2 separate regions of the Homo sapiens genome follow, and region 2 is linked to region 1. The links are chromatin loops, found by intact Hi-C in ENCODE. Cell type or tissue: PC-3. All regions are shown on one strand. Each heading gives the region's core, and the rest is flanking DNA. Links, peaks and the distances in the headings are about the cores only.

Region 1 (16,249 bases), core at 348-2,847:
CACAAACACTTTGCATTAATATTGATTAATTAAATTGAGACATTTTATTACTCAAAGTTACATAGCCATTCCACATCTCCCTACCAGGATCTCTACCCTCCATTTTCAGACCCACTTGTACCTTCATACCTGAGAAGATTTGATTTTACTATCTGCAAGAAATATGGGAAAAAATCAACACCGTTAAATATAAAAAAGACCTATAGCATCAACACATTTTTAAGGCTAAATGCCAGAATCAAGCTTGTAATACTGATGATTAATTCCGAAAGACTGTCTAAGGCTCTATCTACTGATATATCTTGTCTTTGCAATAACCACATCAAGTAGAACATGAACAAATGAAGAAAGGTTGCCATCCTCCACTGAGGTCTGTCCTATAATCCACTGATTTATTCTGGAACTCTGCTTTTTTCTTTGCCTCTAACACTTAAGGTGGAATCTTTCAGACTAATACATTCTAAGAACTATGTGTTTATTGGCTTTATTTTAAAATATCATTTGTTATGTAAGATAGGAATTATTTTTTTGCCATATTCCACACAATTTTACCTTCCTACATTTGTACTCACAGTTTAATATTGCATTTAGGTTAATTTGAAATTCACAGTTACTCACAGAAAGAATTTTATTTAAAAGAACAAGGGCAATTAACCAAGTCCCAGGTAGGTCACACTTACATATTTCCATTTGCCAAACATGAGATTCTGAGGTACGTCAAGTCGGCAAGGTATGATAATGGTATCTCCATATGCTGAATTTACAGTATACCATCCAAGGCCTTTGGGGGAAAAAAAAAAAGGAAGAAGAGAGAAAGAGAGAGAGAACAAAATTTTAAATGCTTTCTTGAAATGACAAATAACTTCAAGATGCATGTCGATGAAGGTTGTCATCTGCTATAGTTTTATTTTAAATGGTATACAAAAGGTATGAGACTAGAATATATTTTCCATTTAAAAATTACCACCTTTCTATTTAGCTACTGAATGTTTGAATCCTTGACTATCACACAATCAAAATTTGCAGATCTCCAATTTTACTAGAGAACAGGTAAGTGGTGTATTCCAAAGGAACATCGTGGAATCTGCAGATGAATTATCTTCTTTACTGTATTTCATAGAAATAATTTCCACCATATTTTATAGAAATGTGGGACTACACAAAGACTAACATGATTAAAATTCTCAAAACTAGCTTTAACTATATTTGTGTTTTTCATTTGAAAATATTATCAAATTTTTCTTCTGTAAAATTCAAAAAACTATTAAAAACTGAGAATTAATACACATAAGACCACAACTGAATTTTATTTATAAGGGGAAAGTGGCTTATTTTGTAGTAGTATAAATTAAAATACTAATTTAATTTTGTATAAAATATTAGCATAGTAAGAATTTATAGTATGAACATGCTTCATAAAGTGCTATTTACAAAGTGATTATGTGAATTTTTGGAAGACAATATAATTTAAACCACAATTTTGTACATACAGAAAACTGCCTCATCTTATTTAATTCTATATTAAGAAAAAATATAAACAATAAAAAATTAAAATGTGGAAAGAAGCAATTTTTGCATATGAATGAAAAGCATTATTCAAATCTGGATATATTTATGAAGGTTAAAAAAACCCAGGCATTTAAATTGGTTATAGTACTTGGGAAACATTTCAATTTTTTAACCTTAGTTTATTTACAACAATCTTTAAAATTTAGAACTTACACAGCTGAATGTCTATTAAGGTGTATCATAATCGGGTATAGAGTGTGAAGGGGCTACTTTAAACAGTAGAGAAAAAAACAAATGATATTTTGTCCACCAGGTGGTGCTAAAATGCAAAGCGACGGCAATCTGCAACACATAAATAAAACCATCTTCTGACTTTCTGAAGAAACAGGACTGGGAGGATACCATCTTTCGACTGTTATCTATCAATCACCATGTATACCAAAATTTCATTTAAGGTTAAGAATTTTGCCCCAGTGAACAGAAACATAACAAAGAACACACACTTCATGTAAATATGCAACATAACAACTAGTTTTCAGCATTTTTAACATTGTTAAGACAGAATACCAAATATGCAAAGTGAGAATGCATTTTCATTTACTACTTGAGACATGAGGTTTACTTCAAATTGCTTATCATATGTTCAGTCTCATAATAAAAATTTATCTCTATAATTTTAAAATTGTTTTGTGTTCTCTATACTGCAATTATAATCCCTTTTAACATCAAACCAAGCATAAGACTGTAAATGAAGAAATTTTTTTATTCAACTTTGTTAAAATAAAAATAAAGGAGCTTTAGACAGGTGGCTGCAGACATGCAGACTAATAACATTTAGGAAATTGCTTTATTGCACATGACATTACTTGTTCTCTGTGATATTTGGCTCCTAAATGTGGAATTTCTGCTGTGTGTATTAAGTCTTGTTCATACACTTCACAGGTAGAGGTCTGCAAAGCCAAGGAAACCATTTTGTAATTTCATATTTTGTTTTTTCATCAGCTTATAACAAGGCACTTGAATATGTAATAATTTTGAGAGGATCCATCTCTATACCTTAATTTATGTCAGGGCATGCACCTGTAATTGTCTCCTATTATTTGAAATCATACCTTCCTTTGGCAACTAACAGTGTTTTCATGATTGGCCAAGGAGTGAAAACAGTTTACAGAGCTTAGGTACCAATGAAGTGAATCCTTTGCCAGGTAAAGGGAAATAAGAAAATTCCTTTTCCAAGAATTTAATGCTTTGCCCTTTCTCACAGACCATTTTTCTTTTCTCTTCTCTATAGAACTTTAATGTGCTACATATACATAATATTTTATAATGAGTCTTAAAGCTCTATGAATTTCAAATACATAGTGTATTGGCATGATGAAAGCACAATCAGAACAGGGAAGAGATCATGTATTTTTAAGCTTTGTATCTCCAGAAACAACGCCTAGCATCTAATGGGCACCTACTAAAATGACTCTGGAGTTCTTTCCATTTTGGTTATCAAACTAACATTTTGGAAAATCAGAGAGCAGTTGACAACACTGGAATTTTGAGAATTCTCATTTCTGCCACATACTCTAAAGCCATTCATATCTTATCTTGGATGTGTAGAGAACTTGGATTTTGATTTTGGGTGGCAAGCTCTGTCTTGAGGAGAAACAAACAGCAAACACATTTTATAGGAATTCACAGATGGAATGACAAGAGAGAACATTTTCCCTTCCCTTTAAAGAGAAATTAAAGATTGATTACTTGTGCTCCCTAATTTGCAAATGATATCATGAAATGTCCCTTTCTTCACTTGTGATGACCGTAAAGTAAAAGTTGTTTATTCAAGTATTGGAAATTCATGAATGGTGTCTTTTAATGACAGCTCCAAATCCAAATCCAAATCCTCAGCCAGGAAAGAACTTTGAAGAGCAGGACGAACACAAAGAAATAAGATACCACACTAGACAGAGGGCAGTAGGTAAAAAGCCAACAATTACAGACATAAGGCCTAGGGCAGAATGAGTGGCAGTAAGTTGGATGGCATGTTAGAAGCCATAATCGTGCTTATTTTAGAATCAATTTTCAAGTTTGCTATAATAATCAACTTCTCTCTTCTTGTGAGAGTATACTGACTCCCAAGTTCATCTGACAGAAGGACTGAAGGCTTGCATCTGTGGGAGAGCTAACATCTCGCGCCCCCTAGGGATAAAGTCGCTACAAAGACCATGGTGATTTGGTGATAAATTACGTCCTAATTTCTAGTGATATCTTAATCTTTGAGATGAAGTGCCAGTGAGACCCAAAGTACCTGTCAACTCGAATGATTCTGTTTACATTTTTCATAGAAGAAACAGCTTTTTATCTTTGAATTGCCAAGTCTAAAAATTGAGTTTAGCTTACTAGAATTCCCTTGCAATTTTCTCCCTGTAATATTTGTTAGTTAAATTATTCATGGTTTTGTAGCCTAGAGATTATCGGGCACTACTGGACATAGAGAATGCCTGTGACATCCTTCCTGAAAGAGGCTAAATGTCAAGTGTAAACCAATGTGGGAATGTATAAGTGTGTTCTGTATGTGTTATGGCTGTGTGTATAAGCACAGGTCAAAAGAAACTTTAAATTGGACTAGAACCTTCTGTATTAAATGTGTTTATAAATTTAAGACATTTTATGACTTATTATTACTGTTGCTATTAAAATGTCTTAACATACAATACGATATAAAATGTGTCATACTTGAGAAGCAGTGTGTAATTATTTAGGCATTTTTAAATAAAAGGTTATTAACCAAAGGTAAAGAACAATAGAATTACAAAGGTTACATAGAAGTATTAATGGAAATTCAATGCGGTGAGCACAGGAAAAGAAAAATCTCTTAAAGAAGTAATTCTGATATATAGAATCTCAGGCAAGTGACGATAAAATATAAGCTAGTTACAGTAATATGTTTTGTATAGAAAATGATTTAAAAGAGGCACTGAAAACAGACTCTGGTAATGTTTTGAAGTTAGGTAAACATTTTATTTCTAATTGAAATAATAAAAATGTAATTTTGGCCATTTTGGTGACAAATGCTTTTTTCCATAAAACTAACTGCCAAATTCAGAGGAATCATTCTCTTTGCATTCCTGACATATAGACATTTGAATTGAGGTAGATTAAAATTCAGAATCTGCTACCACATTTCAAGCAGAAGAACATCAAATAATACAGAAAATAGAATGAGAATTAGACAGTCTATTTTCACATGCTGTAATTTAGCCTGGTTAATTATTATTTATTGAACCAATACATTAATAGCATCATCATCCGTAAAAGAAGTTTTGAGCTCTAGCTCTGCTAAGTGTCATAAAAGGGTTAACTGCAACTACAATGGACTCAGAACTTATAAGAACTAAATGCCGGTTTCACAAAAATTTTACAGAGACTTATTTGAACAAATGAACTGTCCCTGAGGAGGCAGATAGAAATGAGAAGTTTATCCTTAGAAATTACTTTCATATTTTTTTACTAATTTTGACAGACATGCTAATGCTCCTATTTGTTTCACTAATGAATTAGGATATGTACAACTCTAAAGAAAATGCAAATATTTTGTAACACTAGTTTATAGCGGTGTTTCTCAACCTGGTCACTATTGGACCAAATAAGTCTTTATCGTGAGAGTGCTTTGCTGTGTATATTACAGGATGTTTAGCAGTAGCCTTGCCTCTACCCATTAGATGACAGCACCACTCTTCCCCCAGTTATGACAGCCAAAAAGTCTCCAGGCATGACAAATACCCATTGGGAGGCAAAATTGCCCACCAAACCTTATGCAAATCAGAATCACTTGTTTAAACCTTCAGCCATTGGTTTCTCACATGTGATTAAACTGGGTTTCCAATAAAGGAATTTTTGGAAAAATAGAATCTTAGCATAGGACTAAATAATCACTGAACACAAGCTAAGGGATAGAAGCAGAATGATACATGATAGTATCTGGTTATTATCAAATTTGTTTGCCACACAGAAACATATTAAATCACAATGAGGGATTAATTCCTGACTTCAGGAAGTGGATTCCCAATCTTTTTACAAAAATGACAAAGACTGATAAAATATCATAGTTCTACTGATAGAGTGAAAAAGGTATTTTTTTCAAACCTGAGATTTTATGATTCAATCACATGGAGTTATCTTATCTCTCAGCTTCTCCCATACTTTATTGTATAAACAAGAGTTTAAGATTCTCATCAAGGTCATGAGGTATATAAAGTAAGTTCTCTGTGTGTGCATTTGTGCATGTGTGTGTGTGTGAGATACAAAGGGCTATAACTGCCAAGTAATTTGGAAGGGATGCTGAGTTAGAGAAGTTACCTGATGAAATCTAATGTCATTTTGTGAAATAGAAAGAAGGGCTTTTTCTCGTTTCTTTTTCTTTGTTAATTTTCCTTCAACAAATGGGGGTAGTTAGAGGCCAATTTGGGTCTGCTGCATCTGAAGTAGGGATATGTTTATTCAAAATTCATTTTCTGCATTGCCTTTCTCAAGTGTTATACATTATAATGTAGATATAATTGAGTGAGGCCTACAAATAAGATAAATAGTAATTATTCCTTCCTCCTCCCCCCACCACTTGCCACTGTGGAATAATCTTCAGAGGGAAAATGCCCATGTTACTAAATTATAAACTACTAGTAGTACCCAGGATTATGTTTTAAGATAGGTACTCTTTATTTTACTTCCAAGTTTGATATAATTTAATGCTCTAAATATTTATCTTTTTATTAAACAATAAGCCAATATAATAATCCATATTATGTCATAGAAAAGAATTACACAAACAATAAAGTTTTAAAAATACACTATCGATATTTACATTGCTGTGCAGAAAATTACCTTCTTAATTTACCTTAGCCTGATAGTTTGTTATTCTACAAGCATGAAATGATCTATGGGGCTGGATACGTCACAGTTTCTCCCAATTAGTTTAGGCTTTACCCCATCTCTACCTAATTTTATGGTTCCTTGGCCCCATCTACTCTGTTCAGATTCCTATGTTTCCTTTAAGGCCTATCTCAAAAATCATCGAATCATTCAATCATGCATCAAATATTTATTGGACACCTGCTACAGGGCAAGTTTTAGGTGTGCTTTGTGAAGAAAATGTATAAGTAAAATACAGAGGCCTTTTCCTTAAGAAACAAGATGAAATCAGTGTGAGGTTTTGGGTTGGTAAACCAAATGCTGTGGGACTGTATAGAAAGGAATCCCAGCAATGAGATTGAGGATATTGGTAAAAGCTTCTTGGAGGAAATTTCATTTGACCTCATCACTGAATTGAGGTTTCTATAGATGGGAAGATAGGAACTACCTCAATAGCACAGTGCATGAGAAGCACTGAGTGACGCTTGGTTTTCTCTCTTTGGGCAAACTCAATTTTTATTATAACAATTTCTACAGAGTAGATCTTTGATCTTCATAAGGAACATGTCCTAAGACTGGCAGTTTTCCCAAATTCATAAGCGCACATAAAATTTCTCTAATAAAATGCAATAAAATGTTAGATCTCTATTTTCTCTTTACTTTCAGCATCAACACTAGCATTTGGATTCCTTTTGGGGCCATTTTTAAATTATAAGCAAAAATCTTATTTAGAAATGATCAAAAAGCAACAGAATTGACTGAAGTTGTGAAACCTTATTTTTATTTTTTGAGTTGCCTCATGAATTTTAAATCAGAATATATGCAGATTCTACTGCACTCATTAGCATTTCTTAACTTGAGATCCAGGAATGAACTTTAAGGCATCTACTATACTATTCTTTGAAATTTTAGGGAATACAGCTACAGGGTAGTGAGAGGGGAGCACTGTGGTGATTTGAGATTAGTGTTCCCCCAAAATTGTCCCCTCTTAAAATTGTCCCCCCAAAAGCTATTTTTGCTTTAAAAACATTTTAATGGAATATAATATAGATGGAAAAAAGTACACAGATCTAGACTTACATTTGAAATGTCACTAAAAGCACTGGGCTTTAGGGTTTCCTTGGCAATGATCCTCACATTCTTTTTTCTGAGCAGGAGACTGAGATTCCACATACTTGTCCACAATGAAACCCCTGTGTTACCAAGTCATCATTCCTAAATGATGAGTATTTTTGGCCAGGCTATGGGGTCTATGCCAACATGCTAAGTAAGGCACAGGCCCTTAAGTGGTGATAAACTTAAATAAAAAACATTTAAAAATACTTCATGCTCTGTATGCGTGGGAAGGGGGTGCTTTGGGGGGGATAGGCAGAAAGAATACAATGAACCAAAAAAATCTAGATTTTGTGTGTAAAAAGAACAATCGCCTCTATTTTGTTTTAAAGTAGATTTTCATAGTAAGGAGGACTAAACAGGAGAAATGTTTAAGTATGTTTTTCTTTATACTATATATTTTGCTCAAAAACATGTATGTAATTAATAATTTGTGTTAACTGAAGTTCCGAAAGTTGACTATTTCCTACTATTATACTTCTAATTAGGATTTGAGGCTGAGTCCTTAAGGTGCTCATATAAGTAGAGTCCTTCACTCAGATAATTAGTCAATACAATAAAAATAACTAGCAAAGTATGATTTTCCTTCTGCTCCCCTCTCCCCTGATTCATTTTCTCAATTTAATTCTTGCTAAAGAACTAAATTTTCTTCAATTTAGTCTAGATTCTGATCCTGTTGACTTCATTTGGGAACTAGCTTAACTGGAGATGTAGAAACTTATATTTGAAATATTAGTTATATTAATTCAGGCTAAGTAATGCAAAGGACAGATGAATATATTTAGATTCTATTGCTCTGTACATTTTCTGAGCATGAAAATCTAAGTTTAACTATTTCAGAGTATCAGTTCTACTTAAATGGAGAAAAATTACACTTTCCTGTGCATTTTACCACATAAGTTGTATTGAAATTATGAATACAATTCACCTATTTTAGCAAGAAGAAGAGTGTACTGCATTCGTAAAAACATTTCAACAGAAAGGCAGGCATAATGCTTCCCAAAGGATCTTAATTGAATCATCTGAAGTAATGGAAAATTTGGAGTTTAGAATGAAGTCTGTCTTCAGAAAGAACTCACAGTTATTGTGACATTATTAAATTTGTTTTCTGCAAATAGTTTAATGTCATGACAACAAAAAGATCTCTTGATTTGAGAAAATCAAAGCTATCTTTGATAACACTACCAAACTCCAAAACCAAAAGTTTCTAATGCTTTAATATCCCTCAAAATGCTTTAGAAAAAATATATCACAAAGACTTTTAGCCAATAAGATCATCATTGTTTTCACAGAAAGCATCTGTTAATAATAGCTTACATGAACTGTATTGCTTTAGCTTTTAAAGTAATATTCAATAGTATTAGAATTACAGACTTAGAAAATGCTGTGTTATAATTGAGGTAGTGAATTACCAGGGATAAAAAAGTGGATTATTAGGGCTACTAAATGAGCAGAGTAGTAGATTTCTGCTTCTGAATTGGTTGAGTGATCTAGTCCGGTATGCTAGCTTCTGGTATATTCCACATTAAGTATCTAACCTCATACTGAAAAATGTTTATATCAGTTGAAATACCTTTTTGCTCTTTTCTTCACATGAATCACAATTAGCATTGCCTATGTCTCCTGAGGATATAGATTTGTACAATCAAACATGGTAAGTAGTAAAGGTTAAAAAGCTATTTAATAGATTTTTCCACATATTTGGTGCAGCTTGCTGGCTGATTTCCGAGACTTAGATTTGTGTAAATTCCATGCTTTTAATTGACAGCTCCCTGGAGGGGTTGCAATATAAGTTAAGGTCATAGGAAGAATATTACGGCTTTCTATGGCATTTTGTCCTTTCTTTAAGAACTGAAGTCAGCTTACTATAAGATCTAGTTTTCTAGCTTTGAGGAGAAAGGAGAGATGGAATGTTTGTCCAAGATAAATTTTTGAAGGAGACTAAAAGCACAGGAAAGAGGAAATTAAAAATAAAACAAATAGTCACATACACTTGGGAAATCAGTATAATCTGCTATCTGAAGATAAAATCATCTTTCTGCCTTAAGAGATGGTGTGTCACCTCAAGGACTGAGTGAGAATGGAGAGTCATGCTCATTGTAGCTTGCCCACAATGGTAGCCCAGTGGGGTAACTCTGGAATGCATGAACTTAGAGAGTCATACTGACATCTATTAATATTTTAACAATAACTTTTCATGTGTTCCATTTTTCCTGACAGTCATTCTTCTTAATTGAAGAGTGGGAGGAAAGATGGGAAAAAGAACAAGATAATTTAGGAAGGCAATGAGTAGAGATGAGAAATATAGGAAGCTGTATTGAAAGGTAGTTTTATCATTTCTAAGGGTATGAAATCTGCATCTGAAGGTGCCTCCCGTTTTGAAATTTTCCAGTACTCCCAAAGATTTTAACTCTTTGAAAACTTCATTTTATATCCCAGAGGCCAAATGTAGTTTTTTAATGTCTTATATTTATTCTGCAATTTAGGAAATGGTTAAATGCACCGCCCAGAAGAATTTTTGGAAGACTAGCTATCACAAACAAGGTGGTAAAACATAAACAAAAACACTGGATAAGGAAAACAAGTTCTTACAGCAGGTCAATGGCACCTGTAGACTGATTACACAGGAACTCGAACATGAGGACAGTGTTACTAAACCCTGACATGAACCCCTCTTCTGGGAATGTGCCTGCTCTCAGATGGTTTCCCACACTTGGTAATATTTGCATTCTGTCTCACTTGTCTCTGCTTCTCCTCTTCACATCCTTAGTAAAACATTATTAAATAAGTGGTTCATCACTTTTGTTTATTATTTAGGGAAAAAAGTCTCTGTGAAGTCTAGTGGACATGAAAATGTTCCTCATAGATCTCCAACTGCTGGGAACATAACTTACCCAACTGCCACATTCTGTCTATTACCAGATTTGTGCTAAGGTTACACTTTTACCAGCTGTTCCCAGCTAATAATTGAATGCAACAAGTATACTAAGACAGGCAAGTTTCTTGGTTACAAGAGACTCCTATGAGGGCTGATTATAGCTCACGGATACCCCGATTCCCTGATGAACCTTCCTTAGACTGCATGACAGTCTAGAACGCTTCCACCCAACCTTCATATCCTCTCCCTTTCACTTGGGACCATCTTTACTCTGCGGTATGCTTATTCTCCACACCGACCACCCCCATCTTCTTCCTCATTTTTTCTTGCATAGGTGTTTTTCCTAATACATTCTTTGTATGTTAAATCCATTTTGACATCTGCTTTTCAGAGGATCCTAACATCTGGAGGAAATTAGGCAGATCATAACCGTATTGACCCACTGACATTAGTAGACTATGAAATTCCAGAAAATAAAGATTTCAGTACTGATGTGATGAAAAAATCCCACCCCAATTTAGTAAGGGGTTAGTTAAATTAAAAATAAAAAATATACAAAAAATGAGTTTAACATTGATTAAAGACTTAAATGTAAGACAAACCTTAAAGCTTTTAGAAGAATGCATAGGGGAAAAGCTCTTTGACATTGGACTTGGCAATAATTTTTTTGGATAAGACACCAAAAGCACAGGCAACAAAATTAAAATACGCAGGTAAGACTATATTAAACTAAAAAGCTTCTACACAGCAGAGGAAACAACCAGCAAAATAAAAAGTCAGCCTATGAATAGGGAGAAAATATTTGCAAACCATATACCTGATAAAGGGTTGATATCCAAAATATGTAAGGAATTCATAAAACTTAGTAGTAAACAAAACAAAACCCACAGAGAAGCAGATAAAAAAAACAGGCACATGACCTGAATAGGCATTTTTCCAAAGAAGACATATAATTAGCCAATAGATATATGAAAAGGTACTCAACATCACTCATCATTAGGGAAATTAAATCAAAATCACAATGACATATCATCTCATGCCTGTTAAGATGGTTCTTATTGAAAAAACAAGAGATACCAAGTATTGATGAGGATGTAGAGAAAAGGAAATCCTTGTACGCTCTTGGTGGCAATGTAAATTGGTACAGCAATTATGAAAAACGGTGTGAAGGTTCCTCAAAAAGTTAAAATAGAACTACCAGATAATCCAGCAATCCCACTTCTGGGTATATGCCTAAAAGAAAGGAATCAATACTGAGATGCCTGTACTCCCCTGTTCACTGCAGCATTATTCACAATAGCCAAGATATGGACACAACCAAAGTGTCTATTTATGGATGAAAGGATAAATAAATTGTCTATATAGATACAAACACAATAAAATATTACTCAGCCTCAACAAAGGAGACCCTGCCATTTGTGACAACACAGAGGAACCTGGAGAACATTATGCTAATTGAAATAAGCCAAAGAAAGACAAATGCTACATAATCATACTTATATGTGGAATCTAGAAAAGGCAAATACACAGAAACAGAGAGTGGATGGTGATTACCAGGGGTGGGAAGATGTCAGAAGTGGGGAGATGTTGGTCAAAGGCTACAAAGTTACAACTGTATAGGACACAACTAGAAATGTAAAGTACAGCATGATGACTGTGGTTAATAATAGTGTACTGTATAGTAGAAATTTTCTAAGAGAGTGGATTTCAGGTACTCTCATCACACACAAAAAATGATAACTATGTGAGGAGAGTGATATGTTGATTTGCTTAACTGTAGTCATCATTTCACAAGGCATATGTATATCAAAACCTCATGTTGTATAGATTAAATATATACAATAAAAGATTAAATAGACCTAGAAATACATTAAAGCAATTGGTAATAATACTGAATGTTTTTATGGTGTTTTATAGTTTGCAACATTCTTTTATATACATTGTACATTTTTGCATTTGGGCTTCACAAAAGTCCTGTATGATAAGCAAAGAAACCTGTATGATGAACAAATATTATTATCCTTCATTTTACCAATAGGAAACTGTTCTCCCTGCAAAGTCAAGAGAATAAGCCAATATCACGAAGCCAGTATGTGATGGAGATAGAGCTCAAAATGAATTCTCAGCTCAAGTCCAATTCTCATCACTATTAGATATACAAAAAATGATTCCATGTCCTTATTTCATTTTATATTGTGGATAATTCAAGAATATTGTTTTGGAAAGTATTAAAATGCTTTTCATATTTAGACAAATATTTTAAAAAACATATAGGTTAGAAGGACTAGAAAGAAAATGAACTAACACATTTTATCACTTCTTTCTCAATGGGATGCTATGTAGCAATTTGGCACTTGCTCCCAGGAAATACAAGTCCTGTCCGTGGCAGCTGTTCTAATTTTCAAAATAAAATAGAAAATCATGAATATTCAAGAAGATAGGCATCTTTCAGATCAGGAACCAGAAGTCTAATGAGGCTTTTTAATGTAGGTGGGGCACTCAGGTTACAGGCAGAGGAGCCCTATATGCATTTCTAACACCAAAAACGGCAGGGGTAGCACAGTAGACCTCCAATAAAAACGTACTGAATGACTAAAATGGCAAGGTTGAGATTAAAGTCTTTCTAACTTAAAGACCTGTGTCTTTCCTCTCTGTCAAAAACACTTTTCACAATTAACGACTTTTCAAATGAGTTGCAAGTTTATGTCCACACAAAAACCTGAACAAGAATGTTTATACAAGCTTTACTTATAACTTCTAAAACTTGGACAAGATGTCCTTCAACAGATGAATGAAAAAATTGTGGTAATCCAGACAATGAAATATTATTTAGCAATAAAAAGAAATGAGCCAGCAAGCCATGAAAAAAACACGAAGGGACCTGAAATGCATACTGCGAAGTAAAAGAAGCCAGTCTGAAAAGGCTAAATACTGTATGATTCCAACTATATGCCATTCTGGAAAAGGCAAAACTATGGAGATAGTAAAGAGACCAGTGGTTGCCAGGGTCTCAAGGGAGGGAGGAAAGAATGAATAGACGGAGAACAGGACATTTTTAGGGCAGTGAAATTATTCTGATATGATAATGAATAAACATTATTAAGTGTTTGTCGAAACCCATAAAATGTACAACACAACAGGAAAATCTAATGTAAGCTAGGGACTATAGTCAATAATAATGTATCAACATCGGCTCACCAATTGCAACAAATGTACCACACTAATGCAAAGATGTTAATAATAGGGGAAACTAGGGGCAAGGGGGTGGGGAGGCAGGGAATTGCGGGCCTATATAGGAGCTCTTTACTTTCCACTCAAATTTTTCCATAAACTAAGAACAGATAAAAATAGTCTATTAATTAAAAACAAGTGATACACACAATTTCTTCAGCCTATGCAATATATTCTACATTTAGACAGTCTCATCTAAATTCCACTGGTATAGGGAGAGGGAAGGACACAAACATCTTCAAGGGCAAAGCTTTGGCATCCATTAGCAGAGGTGATTCCAGTCTAGGCAGCTGAATCCCCAGGCAGATTTCAGCAGGTGCTGACTTTCCAACAGCACCAAAACCTCTGATGAACAAGAGTGTCTTGAGTAGAGGCTTAGCAATTGCTGTTTTATGATTATGTTTTTCACATATTCCCAATCCCACTGAGGTGCTAATACATTTGGTTCATCTTTCCATTTTAAAAGAGACAATGGCTTTGATAATTTGTTCATGGTTACTGCTTAGGGAGATAATGACACTCAAAATTCCCCTAACTGAATATTATAATATTACGTCTTTGGCTCTGCTATTTTTAACAGCTTTTAAAGACAATAGTGTCATTTGGGTTTAAAAAAAAGTTCACTGTTCCTACTCATTAAAGGAATACTAGGTTATAAAGACGAGCTGTAAGAGTCCTAGCAGGGCTTCAGATTATATCATGTATTTAGTTTATGAATCTCATTTTGTTATGAATCTATAACTGAAACAACTCCCAATGCTTCCCCCAGGAAGTAATTAATTGGAAACCAAACAAACAAACCACATGGAAAAGACTGAAATACTTTGTATTACTGTCTGAAAATCCAATGGTAATTTTCAAGTTCATTCCCACCTGAGTCCTACAAAAATATGCTATAAGTGTGTGTTCTTCAGCTACAATTCTACCTCTCTGTGTATTTACAACAGCTAATAAGAACACCACCCCTAGAATCAATTTAAAACATTTTCTTTATGTTTTGTGAATTGCAGGAAGCCTCAACATGCAAATATAACTATTAGTACATGTTTAATTAACAGGCATATATTACATACTTCTTAGGTAAAGAGTATCATTTTAGAGAGTTTGTTATGTAGAAATCCATAAATTTGTGTTTCTAATTTTAAAAACAGGGAGCTGTTCAACAAAGAAAATTTCCAATACAAAATCTTATTTAACAGTCACCAAGGTAAACACATAAGATCAATAAAAATCGCTGATCATACTTCAACACAATTATACTTCAGAAAGATAAAGTTATGGAAATTTTCTATTTGTTCTAAAGCCTTTGTAGCTATGAGAATATTTATAATGATTTCTGTGGGAAAGCCAATAAAATCTTTTGAAAATGAAAAAAATTAAATATATCTGAAGAATAGTGTAGGTTATATCTTTATCTAATATTGTTGATATAATCCAAAGACTGTAAAAGATATATGCTAAACATCTGATTAGAATTTAATAAGTTATTTATTACTGATCTGTGCCAAACAGTCTTCAATATTTTTTCTAAGAATGTTTTTCTGTGAAAATATTTTTATTTTTAAAAATAAAATTTCCTTAATCTAAAAGGCTCTGATTCGTATTAATTCAGATAAATTGGACATAAAGCTATTGATTGGCTAAAATGTCCAGATACTATACTCCTGCTGGGCATATGATATGATTTGGATTTGTGTTCCTGCACAAATCTCATGTCTAATTATAATCCCCAATGCTGGAAGAGGGGCCTGGTAGGAGGTGACTGGATTATGGGCGTGGATTTCCCCCTTGTTGTTCTCAAGATAGTGCCTTCTCATAAGAGCTGGTGGTTTAAAAGCCTGTGGCAGCTTCCTCATCACTCTCTTCCTCCTTCTCTGGCCATGTAAGATGTCCCTGGTTCCTCTTCACCTTCCGCCACGATTGCAAGTTTCCTGAGGCCTCCTCAGCTGTGTTCCCTGTACAGCTGGTGGAACTGAGTCAATTAAACCTCTTTTCTTTATAAATTACTCAGTCTCGGGTAGTTCTTTATAGCAATGAGAGGACGGTCTAATACAACATATACATATAAATAAGCTACCTCTTCCAAGGAGATAAAAATCTAGAAGACAGAAATGAAACATAATTAGCAGCAGAGTGTAGCAATTAAGGCATTGTTTCTGGCCTCAGACCTGGTAAGGATGAATCCAGCTCTGCTACTAATAAGCTAGGTGACTTCTAGTGAGTTACTTAGCCAATATGCACTAATGTTTCCCAGCTGTAAAATTGAGGACAATGATAGTGATATGGAAGGGAAGTGCTGGGTAGGGAAGAGCGTGGTCCCTTTAAATGATACAGAAGGGGGAAGGGAAGAGCTGGGTAGAGGGGGACGTGGTCCCTGGCTAGGGCTCCACCCCCAGGCCTGTGTCCCCACACCTAGGTGAAGACAGGCATTTTTGTTTTCCTGCCCAAATGTTGCATTTCCCAAGACCACCCTGGCCTGCCATGCCCCCATCCTGGGCCTACAAAAACCCTGAGACCCTAGCAGGCAGAGACACACAGGTGGTCGTCTGGAGGAGCAGCACATCGGCGGGGGGAAGGTGGGGGGAACAAACGAGCAGCTGGACGTCAAGAGGTATGTATTGA
Region 2 (16,249 bases), core at 6,796-9,295, 1.1 Mb after region 1:
TCACACAAAGCCTGTTTGGTGGTCTTTTCACACGGATACATATGAAATTTGGTGCCGTGACTCAGATCGGGGGACCTCCCTTGGGAGATCAATCCCCTGTCCTCCTGCTCTTTGCTCCGTGAAAAAGACCCACCTATGACCTCGGGTCCTCAGACCCACCAGCGTAAGGAACATCTCACCAATTTTAAATTGGGTAAGCGGCCTCTTCTTACTCTCTTCTCCAACCTCTCTCACTGTCCCTCAACCACTTTCTCCTTTCCACTCTTCAATCTCTCCCTTCTCTTAATTTCAATTCCTTTCATTTTCTGGGAGAGACAAAGGAGACACATTTTATCTGTGGACCCAAAACTCCGGCGCCGGTCACGGACTGGGAAGGCAGCCTTCCCTTGGTGTTTAATCATTGCAGGGATGCCTCTCTGATTATACACCCGCGTTTCAAGGGTGTCAGACCATGCAGGGACGCCTGCCTTGGTCCTTCACCCTTAGCGGCAAGTCCCGCTTTTCTGGGGAAGGGGCAAGTACCTCAACCCCTTCTCTTTGTCTCTCCTCCTTCTCTGCTTTTCTGGGAGAGGGGCAAGTACCCCTCAACCCCTTCTCCTTCACCCTTAGCGGCAAGTCCCGCTTTTCTATGGGGCAAGAACCCCCAATCCCTTGTTTCTGCACCCCAACCTCTTATCTCTGTGCCCCAATCACTTATTTCCACACCCCAACCTCTTATCTCTGTGCCCCAATCCGTTATTTCCGCAACCCGACCTCTTATCTCTGTGTCCCAATCTCTTATTTCCATGCCCCAACCTCGTATCTCTGCACCCCAATCCCTTATTTCCGCTCCCCAACCTCTTATATCTCTGTGCCCCAATCCCTTATTTCCACACCCCGACCTCTTATCTCTGTGCCCCAACCCCTTTTCCCACTTTTCTGGAAGGTAAGAACCCCCGAACCCCTTCTCTCCATTTCTCTACTCTCTCTTTTCTCTAGGCTTGCTTCTTTCACTATGAGCAAACTTCCACCCTCCATTCCTCCTTCTACTCCCTTGGCCTGTGTTCTCAAAAATTTAAAACCTCTTCAACTCACACCTGACCTAAAACCTAAATGCCTGATTTTCTTCTGCAATGCCGCTTGACCCCAATACAAACTTGACAGTAGTTCCAAATAGCCAGAAAATGACACTTTGAATTTTTCCATCCTGCAAAATCTAAATAATTCTTGTCATAAAATAGGCAAACAGTCTGAGGTGCCTGACGTCCAGATTCTTTTACACATCAGTCCCTTCCTAGTCTCTGTGCCCAGTGCGACTCGTCCCAAATCTTCCTTCTTTCCCTCCTGCCTGTCCCCTCAGTACCAACGCCAAGCGTCACTGAGTCTTTCTAATCTTCCTTTTCTACAGACCCATCTGACCTCTCCCTTCCTCCCCAGGCTGCTCCTCGCCAGGCGAAGCTAGGTCCCAATTCTTCCTCAGCCTCTGCTCCTCCACCCTATAATCTTTTTATCACCTCCCCTCCTCACACCTGGTCCGACTTACAGTTTCGTTCCGTGACTAGCCCTCCTCCACCTGCCCAGCAATTTCCTCTTAAAAAGGTGGCTGGAGCCAAAGGCTTAGTCAAGGTTAATGCTCCTTTTTCTTTATCCCAAATCAGAAGCGTTTAGGCTCTTTTTCATCAAATATAAAAATCCAGCCCAGTTCATGGCTCGTTTGGCAGCAACCCTGAGACGCTTTACAGCCCTAGACCCTAAAATGTCAAAAGGCCGTCTTATTCTCAATATACATTTTATTACCCAATCTGCTCCTGACATTAAATAAAACTCCAAAAATTGGAATCTGGCCCTCAAACCCCACAACAGGACTTAATTAACCTCACCTTCAAGGTGTACAATAACAGAAAAAAGTTGCAATTCCTGGCCTCCACTGTGAGACAAACCCCAGCCAAATCTCCAGCACACAAGAACTTCCAAACGCCTGATCCGCAGCAGCCAGGCGTTCCTCCAGAACCTCCTCCCCCAAGAGCTTGCTACACGTGCCGGAAAGCTGGCCACTGAGCCAAGGAATGCCCGCAGCCCAGGATTCCTCCTAAGCCGCGTCCCATCTGTGTGGGACCCCACTGAAAATTGGACTGTTCAACTCACCTGGCAGCCACTCCCAGAGCCCCTGGAACAATGGCCCAAGGCCCTCTGACTGACTCCTTCCCAGATCTTCTCGGCTTAGCAGCTGAAGACTGACACTGCCCGATCGCCTCGTGAGCCCCCTAGACCATCACGGACGCCGAGCTTCGGGTAACTCTCACAGTGGAAGGTAAGCCTGTCCTCTTCTTAATCAATACGGAGGCTACCCACTCCACATTACCTTCTTTTCAAGGGCCTGTTTCCCTTGCCTCCATAACTGTTATGTGTATTGATGGCCAGGCTTCTAAACCTCTTAAAACTCCCCAACTCTGGTGCCAACTTAGACAATACTCTTTTAAGCAATCCTTTTTAGTTATCCCCACCTGCCCAGTTCCCTTATTAGGCTGAGACACTTTAACTAAATTATCTGCTTCCCTGACTATTCCTGGACTACAGCTATATCTCATTGCCACCCTTCTTCCCAGTCCAAAGCCTCCTTTGCGTCCTCCTCTTGTATCCCCCCACCTTAACCCACAAGTATAAGATACCTCTACTCCCTCCTTGGTGACCGATCATGCACCCCTTACCATCTCATTAAAACCTAATCACCCTTACCCCACTCAACGCCAATATCCCATCCCGCAGCATGCTTTAAAAAGATTAAAGCCTGTTATCATTTGCCTGCTACAGCATGGCCTTTTAAAACCTATAAACTCTCCTTACAATTCCCCCATTTTACCTGTCCTAAAACCAGAGAAGCCTTACAAGTTAGTTCAGGATCTGCGCCTTATCAACCAAATTGTTTTGCCTAGCCACCCCATGGTGCCAAACCCATATACTCTCCTATCCTCAATACCTCCCTCTACTACCCATTATTCTGTTCTGGATCTCAAACATGCTTTCTTTACTATTCCTCTGCACCCTTCATCCCAGCCTCTCTTTGCCTTTACTTAGACTGACCCTGACACCCATTAGGCTCAGCAAATTACCTGGGCTGTACTGCCGCAAGGCTTCACAGACAGCCCCTATTACTTCAGTCAAGCCCAAATTTCATCCTCATCCGTTACCTATCTCAGCATAATTCTCATAAAAACACATGTGCTCTCCCTGCTGATCGTGTCCGATTAATCTCCCAAACCTCAATCCCTTATAAAAGAACAACTCCTTTCCTTCCTAGGCATGGTTAGTGTGGTCAGAATTCTTACACAAGAGCCAGGAGCACACCATGTAGCCTTTCTGTCCAAACAACTTGACCTTACTGTTTTAGCCTAGCCCTCATGTCTGCGTGCAGCAGCTGCTGCTGCTTTAATACTGTTAGAGGCCCTAAAAATCACAAACTATGCTCAACTCACTCTCTACATTTCTCATAACTTCCAAAATCTATTTTCTTCCTCATACCTGACACATACTTTCTGCTCCCCGGCTCCTTCAGCTGTACTCATGCTTTAAGTCCCACAATTACCATTGTTCCTGGCCTGGACTTCAATCTGGCCTCTCACATTATTCCTGATACCACACCTGATGCCCATGACTGTATCTCTCTGATCCACCTGATATTCACCCCATTTCCCCATATTTCCTTCTTTCCTGTTCCTCAACCCTGATCACGCTTGATTTATTGATGGCAGTTCCACCAGGCCTAATCGCCACACACCAGCAAAGGCAGGCTATGCTATAGTACAAGCCACTAGCCCGCCTCTCAGAACCTCTCATTTCCTTTCCATCGTGGAAATCTATCCTCAAGGAAATAACTTCTCAGTGTTCCATCTGCTATTCTACTACTCCTCAGGGATTATTCAGGCCCCCTCCCTTCCCTACACATCAAGCTCGAGGATTTGCCCCACCCAGGACTGGCAAATTAGCTTTACTCAACATGCCCCGAGTCAGGAAACTAAAATACCTCTTAGTCTAAATAGACACTTTCACTGAATAAGTAAAGGCCTTTCCTACAGGGTCTAAGAAGGCCACCACAGTCATTTCTTCCCTCCTGTCAAACATAATTCCTCAGTTTAGCCTTCCCACCTCTATACAGTCTGATAACAGACCGCCTTTATTAGTCAAGCAGTTTTTCAGGCTCTTAGTATTCAGTGAAACCTTTATATCCCTTACGGTCCTCCGTCTTCAAGAAAAGTAGAACGGACTAAAGGTCTTTTAAAAACACACCTCACCAAGCTCAGCCACCAACTTAAAAAGGACTGGACAATACTTTTACCACTTTCGCTTCTCAGAATTCAGGCCTGTCCTCAGAATGCTACAAGGTACAGCCCATTTAAGCTCCTGTATAGATGCTCCTTTTTATTAGGCCCCAGTCTCATTTGACACCAGACCAACTTAGACTGTGCCCCAAAAAAACTTGTCATCCCTACTATCTTTTGTCTAGTCATACTCTTATTCACCATTCTCAACTACTCATACATGCCCTGCTCTTGTTTACACTGCAGGTTTACACTGTTTCTCCAAGCCATCACAGCTGCTGATATCTCCTGGTGCTATCCCCAAACTGCCACTCTAAACTCTTGAAGTAAATAAATAATCTTTGCTGGCAGGACTATGCTGAATCTCCTTAGGCACTCTCTAATCAGATGCCCTAGGTCCTCCCAATTCTTAGACCTTTTATACCTGTTTTTCTCCTTCTCTTATTCCATTTAGTTTTTCAATTCATACAAAACCGTATCCAGGCCATCATCAATCATTCTATACAACACATGTTTCTTCTAACAACCCCACAATATCACCCCTTACCACAAAATCTTCCTTCAGCTTAATCTCTCCCACTCTAGGTTCCCACGCCGCCCCTAATCCCACTCGAAGCAGCCCTGAGAAACATTGCCCATTCTCTCTCCATACCACCCCCCAAAATTTTCACTGCCCCAACACTTCAACACTATTTTGTTTTATTTTTCTTATTAATATAAGAAGTCAGGAATGTCAGGCCTCTGAGCCCAAGCCAAGCCATCACATCACCTGTGACTTGCATGTATAAGCCCAGATGGCCTGAAGTAACTGAAGAATCACAAAAGAAGTGAAAAGGCCCTGCCCCGCCTTAACTGATGACATTCCACCATTGTGATTTGTTCCTGCCCCACCTTAACTGAGTGATTAACCCTGTGAATTTCCTTCTCCTGACTCAGAAGCTCCCCCACTGAGCACCTTGTGACCCCCACCCCTGCCCACCAGAAAACAACCCCCTTTGACTGTAATTTTCCATTACCTTCCCAAATCCTATAAAACGGCCCCACCCCTATCTCCCTTTGCTGACTCTCTTTTCAGACTCAGCCCGCCTGCACCCAGGTGAAATAAACAGCCATGTTGCTCACACAAAGCCTGTTTGGTGGTCTCTTCACACAGACACGCATGAAATACATACTATGCCATTTTATATGAGGGACTTGAGCATCCTAGGATTTTGTTATCTGAGGGAGTCTTGGAACCAATCCCTTATAAATACAAAGGAACAACTGTATTTACATATTTTGTTTAAATAAAATTATATTTCAGTAGGGAGGGCATGTTTTTATATCACTGTTTTGCAGATTTGAGAATTGTGGTTCAGATAAGGTGACTAACCTGCTGAAGATATTTAGCTAGAGAGTGTCTGACAGTTGAGTTAAAAACTCAGGGGTTGTGGGGAGAGGAAGACATGAGGATAAATAGCTAACGCATGGGGGCTTACCTAGGGGATGGGTTGATAAGTGCAGCAACCACCATGGCACACATTTACCTATGTAACAAATCTGCATGTCTTGCACATGTATCCTGGAACATAAAATAAAATAAAATAAAATAAAATAAAATAAAATAAATAAATAAAAAACTCAGATCATCTGAAATTTTTAGAACAGACCTCTCATGATATGTTTGAAAATTAGTCACTTTCATCAGGTCATCGACCAAAGATTCTGAAACAAAGTTCAGTTATTTAGGCTGTTTTTTATTTCAACACTTGATTTAGTGCCTTGTATTAAAAGTAATGGCAAAAACCACAATTACTTTTGCACCAACCTAATACTTCTGGTTTACACAGTTGCTGGGAAAACCCCCTGCCACAACCAAGAACTGCCCCCAATAAGTAGAAGGAAAGCTCAGACCAAACAAAGAGGCAGACTTCTCCAGGTTGGTAGGTGGTCAAAGATTTATTCAGTAAAAACTTGCATAGAAAGATAAAGGGGCGGTCTTGGGCAGCAGCAAGATGTGGTAGATCTTCCAGCTTGTGTTGCAAGCCTCTCTAGTCTTTTCTACCATGAGAAGAAAAGGGAAAGAGAAAGGAGGAAAAAAAGTCACTTATGGCATGTTAGGCTATCTGGCTGTTTTCTTAATCTATTTACTCTCTGCTTAAAGGGATTGTTTGTGTTCTCTACAATCTGGTCAACATTCTTTAGGGGAGGAGGGGATGTTTTAAGCAGCATCAGTTTTCTGGGTCCTCTGTTGGCTGAATCCCATAACTCCCTTGCTGTCACACACCCAGTATACATTTTCACAAAATTAGTGCAAAATATTTCTGCCAAACTTTTAAAACTCATTTCCGGAAACTCAATCTCTGTAATGTCTTTAGATAACATTGAGCAGTGTGCCAGAGATATTCTCCAGAGCCACTGAAATGGATGAGGAAGAAGCTGTACCCTTTCACTTCAAGCATTTAAAAGAATTTGCATTTTCAAATTTTTTCCCTCCACACTTCCTATAGCTGTTCACTAAGAAGATGGAAGCTAATAGTAATTCCACCTTGGTTTCTTTACACTTGAAAAATCTAATCATATCTTCTCCTTCTGCATCATTTTGAAAAGTTTTGTGTGAGTCTTGTTTAATTAAGGCGAGACCTCACAAAATTCTATTATTTCATATAATTTTATCTTCTATATTTTTTTTATGTTTGATATTCTCAGGGTTTGTTTTTGATGTGGTGATAATATTAGAATCCAATTTTGATTTTTTAGTATTTTACTCTGCTAAACCTCACAAAGTATGCTTGTTTGTTTTATATATTTTTTTAGAAAGGTGCTTGCTCACAAAGATCTACTCTCAATGAAGAGGATTTTACTTTTATTATGCTAAAGTAGGGTTTCTGGATCTCAGCAATATTTACATGTTTAACTGGATAATTCTTTGTTCAGTTAGCAGAATCTCTTCTATTCACTAGATATTTGTGGCATACCTCCAACCTCCAGCTGTGACAACCAAAAATGCCTCCAGCCATTGCCAAATTCCATTTGCATAATGCAGGGTTTCTCATCAAGGCAGTTTTGTCCTGCAGGGAACATTTCTACAATGAGGGGAGAGCCTGCTACTAGTATGCACAGGAGAATCCCTATAGTGAAGAGTTATCTTGACTAAAATGTCAACAACGTTAAAGTTGAAATCCCAGTTGGTAAATCTGTTACAGCTCTTTATTTGAAGTTAAAATAGAAGATTGACTTCTCTAGGATAAAAGCTTTCAGGAAAATCTCACTGTAGTTTAGGTGTATGGTAGAAAGTAAAACAAGTTATATTGCCCTATGATTTCAAAATCCTGTCTCTCAGCTTTCTATGTTCATGTCTATCTGTCAAATTCTTACTTGCTTCTACACTTAGCAATATTACAACTGTAATAGAATCAGGAATATTCTCTCTCACTGTAAACACCAGTTTTCACCCAAAATAAGCACTAACTGTACTTCACAGAAAGATACAGCAGTTTCCTGGGCAGTCACAGCCTTTGCAAGGCTGAATCCTCTCACTCACCTATGGAACCTTCTGGTTATATGCTGCCTTTGATGCAAATTTAACTATCCCTGTCTGTTCAGTATTCCAGAAAGTAAATGGACTCCGGACTCCTTAAGGCTGGCACTGGACAATTTTTTATCAGTGCATCCTTCTTTTTCCTTTTTTTCCCACATAGGAGGCAATGGATCTTAGAAAGGGGCTGAAAATCCTATTACATTCTGGAAGAGCAGCTGTCTCTTCACCACCCGCCTATTGCTTCATGCTTGTACTCTGATCTGCTATAGTTGCTGCCTTCTGAGAATTTATGAGCTATGAAGTCATCACGGACTTCTTAGCCAGCTCTCAACTTGTGGCTTTGCATCAAATAGTCCTTCTAATCCTGACAAGTGAAGGGAATATTTTTTTCCCCATGAGAATTCATAACTTTCTCTCGAGCTCTTCCTTTTTAAAAAATAACTTTTTCTATGCTGGCCAGAGAGCCACTACCAATTTTCATTAAGTTCCTTTTCCTTAGGCATATTTATAATGTTTCTTCTGCCCACCTTGCCTTCCAGTTTCACCTCCGTGTGTTGTATATCCTACTATTACATTATGATCTAACTATTTTTTAAGAGTAGCTCTTTCACCTCCCATTTAAATTCTTCTGACAAAGCAATCTATTAAGCCAATAGAATAAGGATTTTTTTTCTAAAAATTCTGTTATCGAAGACTTACTGAATGAATATCTGTCATTACCTCACCCTTTTTTTTCTTTTTCTTTTTGTTAGTTGAGTTTCTCAGTTACATAACCACCTCATAGCCTATATTAATGCACTTCCATCAAATTCTGTGGTTTAGGTTAAATATTTCTTGTATTTGTAATTAAGTTCATACATAAATAAGCTTCCAGATTTAGTTTCTTGTGCTGTAAAGCCTCATATGATTCTGGATTTAGCCATCTGGGTTTATACTCTTTGACACTACTTATCTGTACCCTGGTATATGTCAGGGAATTAAATCTGCTCCAAAATTTAGGTTACATGTAACTTGGTAAGTTGGGCCCAATTACAGGCTTTTACCTTAGAGAGTAAAACAAAGTAACACAAGCAGAGTCTCTGCAAAATTTCTAGCAGTCTTTTGCAATACTTAGACTTTTCTATTATAACAAGAATAATTTAAAATTATTTAAAAGTGCTGGTAAGCTACTTGATTCAAAAGATAGGATAGAACATGTGACTAGAGTAGTGATTCTTAGATATTTTTTGGCACAGGTCTTTGAAAATGTGGTAACACAAATTTTCTCTTTAGAATAAAAGAACTTCAAATTTCAAAGAGTTTGTTGACAGTGAAACTTTCCATGTTGATCTTAGTTGTCCATGCATAGAAAGTTAAGAATCTCTGTACTGACTTTAAATATCAGGAATCAGGTAGGGGTTTTCTATGCAGTCTCTGTCTTATAAACTATTTGTCCAGAAATATTTCATTATTCTCTTAAAATGCCACCAACCAAGCAAATATAATGGTAGCAATCTCCATGATTCAATCATAAAAAAAATTAACAAGCAAAAATGTACTCTAAGTTTTTCATTGCAATTTCTATGAATATGCTTCAATCTAAAGATATTATAACTAGGAACTAGGCACGAATATGGAAAACAGATAAATTTTCAAATACACTGAAAGCATAACTTTGATATTAGAATTCAAAATATACATTAACATGCAAAGAAGTGATCATAGAATAAATAGCAAAACTAAATTCAATGGACTAGATACTTGGTACTATCCACTCAGAACTAAAGGACATTGATAGAGAATTTTTTTTTTTACTTCAGCTTAGGTAAGTTGTTATATATACATATACATATACATATATATACACATTTATACATATATATATATATAGAGAGAGAGAGAGAGAAATAATGAGAGCAAGGGCAAGCAGAGAGAAAAAGAGAATGCTGTGGTTTGAATGGGTCCCCTCCAAAATTCATGTTGAAATTTAATCCCCATTGTAGTGGCATTAAGAGGTGGGGCCAGGAGATGATCAAGTCATGAAAGTAATGTCCTTCCGAATAGATTAGTGTCTTATAGGAGGCCTGGATACATTAGCTTAGGCCCTTTTGCATTTCTGCCTTTCGATGAAACACTAAGGCACAATCCTGGAAGCAAGGACTAATTTCTCACCAGATACTAAACGTGCCAGGGCCTTCATCTTGAACTTCTCAGCCTCCAGAACTGTGAGAAATAAATTTCTATTGTTTATAAGTTGCTCACTCTCAGGTATTTTGCCATAGCTGCACAAACAGACTGATACAGAGAGAGAGAAAAAAAGAGAAAGAAAAAGAGAGAGAGATACATCTGTCACATTTGCTTAAAATTTCAAAGCTCTAACACTAATTCTTCCCCATTAATTCTTTGTGATTCTATTCGTATTGGCTTATTTTTTAAATGTCACTAAATAAGTCGAGATAATACAGATTTCATTTTCTACTGCCGATAACCTTCCGTTAAGTGATTGTTCATTGACCAACAAGAAGCAGCAGCGTTGCTGAAAGTCACATATTATCCAGGTGTTTGTAGTCCTTGAAATTTGTTATCACAGTAATTGTTTTCAACACCACCTTTTTTAAAAAGGACTAACTGTTTTAACTTAATGACCCTTGTTTTGCTGCAAAATAATTCCACATTTTAAAACATATTTATATATCTGATAGTATTGATGTTACTAAATTTATGAGGTAAAGGTAAAATGGTTAGAAAAAAAATTACTTAAAGTAATCTGAGCAAAGTGGTTCATACCTGCAATCCCAATGCTTTGGGAGGCCAAGGTAGGATTGCTTAAGGCCAGGAGTTCAAGACCAGCCTGGGCAACATAGCAAGACTACATCTCTACAAAAAATAAAATAAAATTAGCCAGTTGTAGTGGTGAGTGCCTGTGTTGCTACATACTTGGGAAGCTGAGGCAGGAGGATCACTTGAGCCCAGGAACTTAAGGCTGCAGTGAGCTATGAGCTCAACACCGCACTCTAGCCTGGGCACTAGAGTGAAACCAGGAACTAGGCACAAATATGGAAATCAGATTTTAAAAAAATTACTTAAAATACATTTCCTTTGTGTTGTTTCCTGTGACTTTCATTGTTGTCGCTCAGCATTTATATAAAGACCTTTGTATTTTCAACTTTTGACAGTTATGAACAATGTCACTGACAATATAATATTTTTCTAAATAAGAAAATATTTTAATTTATTTAAATATTTTTCAATTAACACAAGCATATATATATATATATATATATATATATATATATATATATATATATATATTTAGTTAGCCACAACTGTGCAAACTTTCAAGAAATAAGGGGAAGAAATCTAACAAGTGCTGGCTCACTTTGTTGGACTTTACCTCAATCCTCTACATTTTCTGATCTAACAAATTTTCGTATGGCAATTTTAGAATAATGCTCAGAGGAAAAGACCATGCCAATTTAAAAATTAATTAATTAATTTTATTTTAAGTTCTGAGATACATGTGCATGACATGCGGGTTTGTTACATAGGTAAATGTGTGCCATGGTGGTTTGCTGCACTGATCAACCCATCATGTAGGTATTAAGCCCCACACGCATTCACTATTTATCCTGATGCTCTCCCTCACTCTGCCCCCTTTACAGGATCCAGTGTGTATTGTTCTCCTCCCTGTGTACATGCGTTCTCATTGTTCAGCTCCCACTTATAAGTGAGAACATGCAGCGTTTGGTTTTCTGATCCTGTGTTAGTTTGTGGAGGATGATGGCTTTCCAGCTCCATGTATGTCCCTGTATAAAACATGATCTCATTCCTTTTTATGGCTGGATAATATTCCATGGTGTATATGTAGCATATTTTCTTAATCCAATCTATCATTGATAAGCATTTAGGTTGATTCCATGTCTTTGCTATTGCGAATAGTGCTGCAATGAACATACACGTGCATGTATCTTTATAGTAGAATAATTTATATTCCTCTTAGTATATACCTAGTAATGGGATTGCTTTGTCAAATGGTCTTTCTGGTTCTAGGTTTTTGAGGAATTGCCACACTGTCTTCCACAATGGTTGAATTAATTTACATTACCACCAACAGTGTAAAAGTATTCCCATTTCTCCACAGCCTCACCAGTGTTCGTTGTTTCTTGACTTTTTAATAATCACCATTCTGATAGGTGTGAGATGGTATCTCATTGTGGTTTTCATTTGCAGTTTTCTAATGATCAGAGAGGTTGAGTTTTTTTCATATGTTTATTGGCCACATAAATATCTTATTTTGAGAAGTGTCTGTTCATGTTCTTTGCCCACTTTTTAATGGTTTTTTTTTTTTTTTTTTTTTTTTTTTTTTTTGTAAATTTGTTTAAGTTCCTTGTAGATTCTGGATATTAGACCTTTTCAGATGGAGAGATTGCAAAAATTTTCTCCCATTCTGTAGGTTGCCTGTTCAATCTGATAATAATTTCTTTTGCTGTGCATAAACTTTTTAGTTTCATTAGATCTCATTTGCCAATTTTTGCCTTTGTTGCAATTGCTTTTGACATTTTCATCATGAAATCTTTGCCCGTGCCTGTGTCCTGAATGGTATTGCCTAGATATTCTTCTAGGGTTTTTATAGTTTTGGGTTTTACATTTAAGTCTTTAATCCATCTTGAGTTAATTTTACACAAGGTGTAAGGAAGGGGTCCAGTTTCAATTTTCTGCATATGAAATTGTGTCAATTTAAACAGCATAGAATTCGCTGTTTAAATTGCTATACATAGAATCAGTTGATCTAGAAAATTTATCAAGACAAAGCCAATTGTTTGTACACAAATTAATCTCTTTTTATGTTGTTTAGTGAGCTCTACTGCTGAGGAAAAAGGAGAATTTTATATGTGAAATTAATATAGATATTTTGGAAGTATTTTGTCTCCTTAGAATGGAAAAAATTATTCCAATACTTGTGAAACTTACTGACTGTTATTTCCTTTTGACAACTTATACAAAATATGTTACAATTAAAAGAAATCTAGAGTACATACCTAATGATTTTGAATTCTAATATTAGAAGAAATGTGTGAAATATAAGGATTTGTAATTTAATCAATAATTTCTATCAAACAAAATATTAATTATTTAATTAAATGAATACATACTGAATATGTACTTTGTGGATTAAATACAAGTCAGGCTCAGTATGTGCTCTTGATTTTGGAAAAATAGATATAGGAAGTCAATAAATGGATATAGCTATATCAAGGAGTTTTAAGGTCCATAGGATCAGATATTAAGACTCACATTATGGCATTTTAGTATGAAGTTTAGGTTTTGTATATGAGATATACATGCTATGCAGGTCTCTAAACATCAACTCAAACATCAGCTGCCTCTGGGAGCTCAATAAGAGTACTAGAAAATTAGTAATTAAATCATTTTTTAACGTGGGTACTACTTCCATATAGAATATGCTATAAAGAAACTGAGAGGAAAACAAGGATTGTATTTAATATAGCAAGTAATGTATAAAAGACGTCAGTGTCTTACAGAGAGGTAAAACAAATATAGATACAAATGAAACAAAAAAATGGGTGAAAAGCTAACTTTAATGTAAATTGTTTTTTAAAAAAGAACCATTGATTTCAGCCAAACTGGAATCACTGGTCTAGACAAGTCCTCTAACTTAGGCTGCTATAAAACTGGAAAATGTATATAAAATAACAATTTCTGGTCATTGGAAAATAGTTGACATAGAATGTGCAAAACCTATACATGGAAAACTACAAATCATCTGAAGAGATACTATAGAAAACCCAATGTAAAGAAGGTGTATACTATGTTCATGGAATTAAAAACTCTAAATTGGTTAAGATGTCAAATCTCTGTGAATTACTTCATAGATTTAACATAATTCCCATAAAGCCTTAACACACTTCTTTCCCAAAATTAACAAGCTAATTACAAAAATTTAAATGAATGATTAGTCAAATTCAAATGAATAGTCAAATAAATCTATAAAAAGGAGGAGCTAGATGAATAATACCACCACCAGAGTTTAATCTACTATAAAGTTACATTAATCAAGACATTGCAGTAAGAATCTATGAATAAACAAAGTGACAGCAAAAGAGAATAGAGTTGAGAAATAGACCTATATTTCTGGTCATTTGGTTTGTAACAAAGTTGCCAAGGCAAATCTATAGGAAAAAAATATTATTTTAAAATAGTAATAGAAAAACTATCCATGGGTGGTGGTGGTGGTAGGGGTTGAAGGATAAATCTCAATCCATACCTCACATGTACATGAAAATTAATTTGAAGTATGCAATAAACCTAAACGTGAAAGCTAAAATATAACATCTCTAGAAGAAATTGAAGAATAATATCCTGCAACCTTGGGGTAGGAAATAAGTTATTAATCAAGATGCAAAAAAATACTAACCATAAAAGAAATGAATGATAAATTTGACTTAAAATAATAAGATTAAAGTCATGCTTTTTCAATGTCATTTCTAGGAAAATGTGTAGGCAAGCCACATTTTTGGAGACAGCACTATTAATACATATTTTGATAAATGACTTACATCCAGAATACATAAAGTACTCCTCAAAGTATTTGATAATAAAAAGGCAAACAATCCAATAAAAATGTACAGGATACTTGTGTAGTCTCTTCGTATAATATGTTTTACAAAAATTGTATGAAAATGAAAAGTGAGCCTCTTTTTTTATTTTAACAATGCAAATTATAATCCAATGTGATTCATATACTTTAAAATGAATAAAAGTAAAAATACCAATTTTGGTGATGTTTTGAAGCAACCAAACTCCTAAATGTTGCTAGATATGCAAAATGCTAATGTGCAGTGGTACCACTTTGGAAATAATTTTGGCAATATCTTATGCAATAGTTATTTTCCTTTCCAAGATAAATGGATATACATGACTAGACTACTGCATGCTAAATGCTCCTTGAAGTTTTATTCACAGTACACCCAAGCTAGAAACAAAATATTCTTCTTTTTCAACAGGACATTGGATAGATATAATGTAGTATATTCCTGCAAAGTAATGGTACTCACCAATATACGTGAGCTACTAATATATTCAACAATGTAAACAGATATCAAAAATATGCGGAGTGAAAGAAGCCAGATTCAAAAGAATATTTTCTGAGTTTTAAAGATTTACATGAAGTTCTACAGCACACAAAACTAATATTTGGTAAAGAATTCTGATGAATAATAATCAAAAATATAGTAAAATAATAAATCATACATTCAAGAAATATTTTTTGCAGGCTGCCTACATGGCAGATCCTGTTATTGAGGGATAACAACACACACAGACTCTCCTTTTTTGTGAATCTTATGTTTTAGAGAGAGAAAGATAAAAATAAAGAGAAAAAATGCAGAGGATGTCAATCAATATGCACTAAGTAGTATGAAGAAAAGACCAGGAGGGCATGTTGGGAAAGCCTTTTTGAGAACAGTAACTTGGAGAAAGGACAGAAAAAATAAAAATCTGTTTTTATAAAGGAGAAAGGTATTCTACTGAACAAGAGGAGCAAGTGCAAAGTCCCTGAGAGAAATGAATGCCTGGATCGTTGAAAGAACAGTAATAAAGCCAGTGTTACTGGACTGCACTGAACAAGAGGAGAAGTAGTAAACAAAATCAGTGACAAGGCCATGGAAGTGTGTATGAGTCAGGGTTCTCTGTAGAAACAGAAACAATAGGACATAGCTAGATATAGATGTAAAGGTATATAGATACAGAGATAAATACAGATATAAATAGGAGGAAGGTTATCATAGAAATTGGCTCACGTGATGATGGAGGCCAAGAAGTTCCGTGACCTACCATCTGCAAGCTGGAGAAACTTGAAAGCCAGTGCTGTAATTCAGTCCAAGTTTGAAGGCCTGAGAACTGAAGGAGTGGGGAGCATCGGTATAACTCCTGGTCTAAAAACAAAAGCCAGAGAACTAGGAGCACAGATATCTGAGGGTAGGAGCAGATTTATGTCTCAGTCAAGTAAAGACAGAATTTATCTTTCCTTTGGCTTTTTGTTCTATTTGGGCCATGGTCAGCCATGTTGTTGAATTAAGTCTTTAGAAGGTCTGATCTTTGATTAGATGAGAATACGACAATTATGCAAAAACTAAATAGTAATGGGGATCTTCTAAATTTGAACTCAAACCATTCATTTTATTAATCTCTGAAGCAGATCTTAGATTCATTTATAATTTTCTCTGCAAATTAAATTTCTTCATTAGCTACTGGAAATTAATCCCCAAATAAGGTTGTCATAAATAGTCTAAAGTAAAAAATTATTACGTTAATCTTTTTTCAAATTTTTTGTTCCACCTTATTTCACAATTCTTCTATGTAAGCCAAAGAAATTCTGCAAGCTTGTGGAGCTGTGGCTTCTTGAGTAGCTATGGTCTTAGTATCTTACTGAAAT

Evidence for each region. Hi-C counts contacts between places; a loop is a spot of excess contacts. Peaks named below come from ENCODE experiments on the same cell type or tissue, not always from the same donor. Only the 100,000 strongest peaks of a DNase experiment are listed, where the experiment ranks them.
Region 2: a loop joins it to region 1, with 2.9 times the contacts of the local background. A loop is called at or near these places in 1 of 110 quality-filtered maps.

The regions. Positions count from the first base shown.
Region 1 is chr3:105,504,599-105,520,847 of GRCh38, reverse strand. ALCAM (activated leukocyte cell adhesion molecule) reads right to left here. Exons shown (of 16, transcript NM_001627.4): 2 at 681-781. Among named protein-coding and RNA genes, the nearest start is that of ALCAM, 150 kb to the right of the region's middle. RefSeq lists enhancers at 15,657-16,187, 16,188-16,249. In PC-3, for the core only: a CTCF peak has its summit at 1,822 (motif pointing right); a DNase peak (open chromatin) is centred at 1,837.
Region 2 is chr3:104,429,139-104,445,387 of GRCh38, reverse strand. All of the region lies in intron 1 of LOC105374020 (a long non-coding RNA gene), which reads left to right. Among named protein-coding and RNA genes, the nearest start is that of MIR548AB, 910 kb to the right of the region's middle. RefSeq lists an enhancer at 1-272. In PC-3, for the core only: no CTCF peak of the experiment used is centred there; DNase peaks (open chromatin) are centred at 7,287 and 8,087; H3K4me3 peaks cover 2,500 bases; H3K27ac peaks cover 1,916 bases.